Linked DNA regions of Homo sapiens: region 2 is linked to region 1. Evidence: chromatin loops called from intact Hi-C (ENCODE). Cell type or tissue: CD4-positive, alpha-beta T cell. All regions are shown on one strand. Each heading gives the region's core, and the rest is flanking DNA. Links, peaks and the distances in the headings are about the cores only.

What was found. Peaks named below come from ENCODE experiments on the same cell type or tissue, not always from the same donor. Only the 100,000 strongest peaks of a DNase experiment are listed, where the experiment ranks them.
Region 2: a loop joins it to region 1, with 19 times the contacts of the local background. A loop is called at or near these places in 4 of 110 quality-filtered maps.

Annotation. Positions count from the first base shown.
Region 1 is chr11:75,387,171-75,390,080 of GRCh38, reverse strand. No RefSeq gene overlaps it. Among named protein-coding and RNA genes, the nearest start is that of RPS3, 11 kb to the left of the region's middle. In CD4-positive, alpha-beta T cell, for the core only: CTCF peaks have their summits at 982 and 1,183 (motif pointing left); a DNase peak (open chromatin) is centred at 1,210.
Region 2 is chr11:75,575,670-75,578,579 of GRCh38, reverse strand. No RefSeq gene overlaps it. Among named protein-coding and RNA genes, the nearest start is that of MAP6-AS1, 6.1 kb to the left of the region's middle. RefSeq lists a silencer at 282-450 and an enhancer at 1,573-2,073. In CD4-positive, alpha-beta T cell, for the core only: a CTCF peak has its summit at 1,175 (motif pointing right); DNase peaks (open chromatin) are centred at 1,209 and 1,879.

The DNA of each region.
Region 1 (2,910 bases), core at 234-2,733:
AGTCTATTTCCTATCCCAGTACTGCCACTTACAAGCTTTGTGATCTCAGGCAAGTCACTTAACCTTTCTGAGTCTAAGAGTCTTCATCCATAACATGGAGGAATTATCATTAATTTCATAGAATTTCTATGATTGAATTAAATGGTATCTGTAAAGCATTTAGCTTAGTGCTTAGCACATGGAAAATCCTTGTTAGATGGAATGGGTTAGCATTGCTTTTTTTTTTTTTTTTTTTTTTTTGAGACGGAGTCTCGCTCTGTTGCCCAGGCTGGAGTGCAGTGGCGCGATCTCGGCTCACTGCAAGCTCCGCCTCCCGGGTTCACGCCATTCTCCTGCCTCAGCCTCCCGAGTAGCTAGGACTATAGGCGCCCGCCTCCACGCCCGGCTAAATTTTTTTTGTATTTTTAGTAGAGACGGGGTTTCACCGTGTTAGCCAGGATGGTCTCGATTTCCTGACCTCATGATCCACCCGCCTCGGCCTCCCAAAGTGCTGGGATTATAGGCGTGAGCCACCGCGCCCGGCCGTCATTGCTTTTAATGCAGACAAACAATTTGGCATTTAGGTTTACATTAATCTTCAGTGTTTTTGTTTAGTGAGTCAGTTTCAACAAGTCCTACCCAACACGAACACGTGGCTCATATCTCTGCTCTTAGGGGAAGACCACAAGACACCAGTGCCTTTCATTCTTACACAGAGCAGGCACTATTTCGTTACAGGCAAAAGGACCACACTACCACAACGTAGAGGACAGAGAAAGCTCCTTCAAAGGAAAAATGTGGGAAGAAGTCGGCCACAGATCAGACTGCTGGAACAGAAAGGCCAAGGATGTCCCAGCCCCATCAGGCGTCATGCAGGGGCATGGGACCAGCATCTGTTCTAGAGAGATGGGGCCCAGGAGCAGCTGCAAGGGCCTTCCCAGGGCCAAAAAGGGCCAGGAGCGGGAGGGCAGTTTCAGTGGTCAGCCAGGTAAGAAAGACCAGCTGGACCCTTCTTGAAGCGCTGTTACTGAGCCCAGGTTGAAGACAGGGAACACAGCTGGAATACCCAGAGGCAGTAGGTTTATCTAGTTTAATTTTATTTTCATTTTTTTTTCATCATAAGTTCCGTCTTTGCTATCACTTAATTTTAGGTTTAAAATGCCACCCTTCTTAACTGGCTCTCCCAAAACTGTGCATACTGCGCACTCTGGTGGTCATAACAACCAACTACAGCAACGTGGTCAATTTGTTTCCCAGAAAGGGTTGGGGCTGCTGCTCTCCGCATCCTACCGCCATTACAAACCTGGCCCCCAGCCAAGTGGACACCATTGGTAACCCCATTCAAACTCCATTCAAAGGCCTGAGCATGGAGAACAATACATAGCGGGGGGTGGGCATGCCCCACAGAAACAACAGGCAGGAGACTGGCTTCCCAGGATTTGACTAGTGAAATCCACACATATGGGTCTGAATATACTGTGTGACTCCACTTAAGTAGCTGGAGGACAGGAACAAGAGGCTAACAAGCCAATGCTACCAACTTCCCAGCTTCCTACCCAGAATAAGGCTGTGTGAACAGGCAGCTGGTTAGCTTGGAGGCAAGTGGGGAGGGGAAGAGCCAAGGACTGGCATGCAGCCAAGCTGACCAGGGAGGGACAGGAACCAGGTATGACAGGGAAGAGAGAGCTTTAACTTAGGGGTGAGTGCTGAGGGCTTTCGTAAAGAGAAGCTATTAGAACCATCCAATCTAGTTCAGACCTTGACTCTTGGCCAGGCACGGTGGCTCACACCTATAATCCCAGAACTTTGGGAGGTCAAGGCAGGAGGATGGCTTGAGGCCAGGAGTTCAAGACTAGCCTGGGCAACATAGTGAGATCGTATATCTAAAAATAATAATAATAATAAAAATTAGTCAGGCATGGTGGCCCATGCCTGTAGTCCCAGCTGCTCAGGAGGCTGAGGTGGGGAGATTGCTTGAGCCCAGGAGTTTGAGGATGCAGTGAGCCAAGGTTGTACCACTGCACTTCAGCCTGGGCAACAGAGCAAGACCCTGTCTCTAAAAAAAAAAAAAACAAAAAGCAAGACACACACATACAAAAACCCCAAAACCTGACTCACCAGGCTTGGGAGTCTGAGGTCCTGGCTCCAAGTAACCTCTGCTTAGTTTGGACTTCCCTGGAGAGATGATGGATGTGTTTGCCTCAGGAATGCTGCAAGACCCCACCCAGTCATCAACTTGGGGAGTGTTGGGGAGCCAGAGATCACCTGTAACCCCTTCTTTTAGCTCTTAGTGAGCTCTTCCGCTGGATCTAGAAACGAAATCAACAACAGGCAGATTAACAAGAGAAAAGTATACAAATTTCATTAATTTTACATGTATATGGGGATCTTCGTAAGAGGGTGAAGCATGAAGAAGTGGCCAAAGCAAGAAACTTTTATACTTTTTAGATAGAGTGATACATTTGAGAAGAAATGACAGCACCAAGAAAATCTGGCTATGGGGCAGTAGATTTTCTAGGGAAGTCACTAGGAGATACATGGTAGTGGTGAGCTGTGAACCAAGTGGAAGATAAGGGTTACTGTTAAGTATGTTTATTCAGGTCCATGGTGACTTCCAATTCCCAGTCTCCGTTGATAAGTGTTATTTTCTCTGTCTGGTGTGGAGAAGGGACTCCTCCCAGAGGAATCTTTATTGCTTGCTTCATGTAGCAAGAGACAGGTCAGCTCAGCCTTTCAGAAACTACAATTTCTCCAGTGTTTTCCTCTTGCAATAATCAGTATACCAATCTGGCATATTTCAGGTTGGCGTTGTCTTTTACCCCTTCATGGGGATGTGGAACAATGGATCTTGCCAAGCCTGCTGGGGGGAAATACAGCAGCACAGCTGCTTTGTGGAGTCTGGTATATCCTTAAGGAATGTTGATCCTGCAG
Region 2 (2,910 bases), core at 226-2,725, 190 kb before region 1:
GCTGAAGACATCTATGGTCAGAACATGCTTATTGCCACCTGAGGTCTGATGTCCTGGGTGGTCGAGTGCTGCTCGCCCTCTGCTCCCCTGGGGTCCTATCATTTCCACTGAAATCATGGAGTCCATTTTCATGGCAGCATCTCCCACCAGTATGCCGAGCCCACAGAGAGCAAGTGCTGCAACATGCTTCAGAGATGCTTCCCTCACTCATGTGTTTCTGGGTGCCTTGGTGAAGGGGGTCTTTCTGTACAAGAGGAAGTTAGGCATGTGGAGCTTAGCCAAGGAGAGGGAGTGGGCCACACAGGGAACAGTCACCTCAACATTCCTCCCTCCCTTGGTCTTTGGATTGCATCTTCTATATTAAAACGAGGAACTTCTGGCATCTCAATTTCAATGAGCACAGGCCTTGATTGAATCCAGGAGTCAGTCAACCAGTTAAGCAAACAAAACCACTCCTAGCTGCTCACACTGGCACATTGAATCTAGAATCTCAGCTAAATGTACCTATATTAATAAATTCAGCCCGGTGAAAGTCATATTCCTCCGTCCCTGGATTAGCACCCACAGAAAACATTCTGATATACGCTATCCAGATTTTTGCTGATATAAGTTAGCAAAATCTTGCAATTCTTTTGATGTGTGTGCTGCCTCCTCCCAGACTTGACTCAGGAATTAGGCAGGCAAGGATCTATCCATGATGGGGCTGGAGACAACGTGAGTGGGGCATGAAGAGAACTGGCCTCTCCTCAGGTGACAGATGCCCACCATATTATGCTCCAGAAGAGGAGTCTAGTTTTCACGCTTTGAATCTGGGTTGGCCTGATGACTAGCTTTAACCAGGAGAATGTATTATAAGTGACATAATGCAAGTTGCAGAGCCCAGGCCTCAGATGCTTAGCTCCTGCCTCCATTCTCCCGGAATCCTGAGGTCACCGTGCCATGAAGAAACTGGGAAGGAGGATGCTGTAGACAGAGAGGCCCAGCATCAGCCATTCCAACTATCCCAGCTGAGCCCAGCATCCAGTGATTGCAGTCATCTGAGCAAACCCAATTAAGTCACTACATGTGGAGTGGCCTGTTACTCAGCAATAAATAACTAAAACGCTGCAGGATAACTTCCAGGCAAGGTCATTGCAAGATCTTCGGGCAAGGCAGCAGGAGCCTCCGCAGGTAGAGGAGCAAGGACTGCTTCTGCCACTAGGAGGCGCGGTGGAGTAGATGTTGTTGGGGCGGGGGCGGGGGCGGGGGCGGGGGGGGGCCTCTAAATTGTCCATATCTTCCCATATGACACTGTCTCATTCTCATCGAGGTCAGTGCCCTAAGTTTCACCTGAGACAGAGCAGTCCTATGAATTCAACTGATAAATTGACTACGTAATTTGGCAACGGCAGCCTCAAATTCATGTCTTAAGAAATCAGAAGGCTGGGTGCGGTGGCTCACACCTGTAATCCCAGCACTTTGAGAGGCCCAGGCGGGTGAATCACGAGGTCAAGAGATTGAGACCATCCTGGCCAATATAGTGAAACGCCCTCTCTACTAAAAATACAAAAATTAGCTGGGTGTGGTGGTGCGTGCCTGTAGTCCCAGCTACTTGGGAAGCTGAGGCAGGAGAATCTCTTGAACCTGGGAGGCGGAGGTCGTAGTGAGCCGAGATTATGCCACTACACTCTAGCCTGGCAACAGAGTGAGTCTCAAAAAAAAAAAAAGGAAGTCAGAAAATGTGGCTCAGTGCACTCTCCTCTGCCTGGAGTTTCCCCTGCTGAGCTTGGGACCTCTGCTTACACCAAGAATGGGTAAATGGAGAAATGACATGGAAAAAAAGAAAGGAAAAGAGCTGTCCACTTCTCAGCGTGGGTCTTTTCAATACAAAGCCACTTCCTCATTCTTGCTGGAGCAGCCAGGCGGGTCAGTGTGAACTGGGTGCGCCCCGAGGGATGGGGCACTGGAGACGACCACGTGGTGGGGCTGAGCAGACTGAGAAAAGTCACACTTGAGAAAACGGAAGACGGCAGCAAGATGCATGAAGGATGGTGTGTCTCCAGGGCACCTGAAGGGATGCTGCTGTGCATGCTGTCATGCTTCTGTCTAGGGGCCTGGAAGGTTCCCTGGGGGTTATAGTATCCTTTGAAATAGGCCTCTAAGGATGAGGGGGCTCAACAGGCAGAGATGGGAGGGGCCTGGGACCAGGCAGAGGAGACAGCATGGGCAAATGGGAAGGGGAGATGGTGAGAACTGAGAGGGGCTGTAGAGTTAGCGGGAGTGGCGGGACAGAGGATTGGGAAATTCAGAGGGATTGAGTGGCGAGGGCCATCTGTCCTGCCTCTAATAATGCTCACTGACCCTCTGAGTGCCTTATCCAGGGGGTTCCCATCATGTAGCAGTTCAATCCTCCATCTCCCACTTCAGCCCTCCTCACCACCCCCCTCCCTGTGTTCCACGATCACCCTGCCCATCGCAACTGCTGCACCTCTGTTCCAGCTGTTCTTCACATCTGGAATGCTTCTTTCCTTCTTGTCGTCCAGCTCCAGCCCCTTCTTCCAGGAGTCTCCCCTGACACTTCAGCCCAGCCTGAACCCAAGGCACTGTGGCATAATGGAAGGGGTCAGGCTTTTTACAGTTGCAGAGAGGTAGGCTCAAATCCCAGCTCTGCTGTATGATTTTGAATCACTACCTTCTCTTATTAGTAACTACTAATAATGTTTATTGGCTATGTATTTGCCAAGTACCATGGATTACCTCATTTAACTTTCACCACAACCTTATGAGGTAAGTACTGTTATCATTTCCACCTTACTACTGAGGAAACTGAAGCTCAGAGAAGGTAAGTAACTGACCCATGGTCACACTGCTAGGAAGTGGCAGAGCTGGGACGCCCGTCAGGTCTGTCAGGCTCCAACGCCTCTGCTGCTA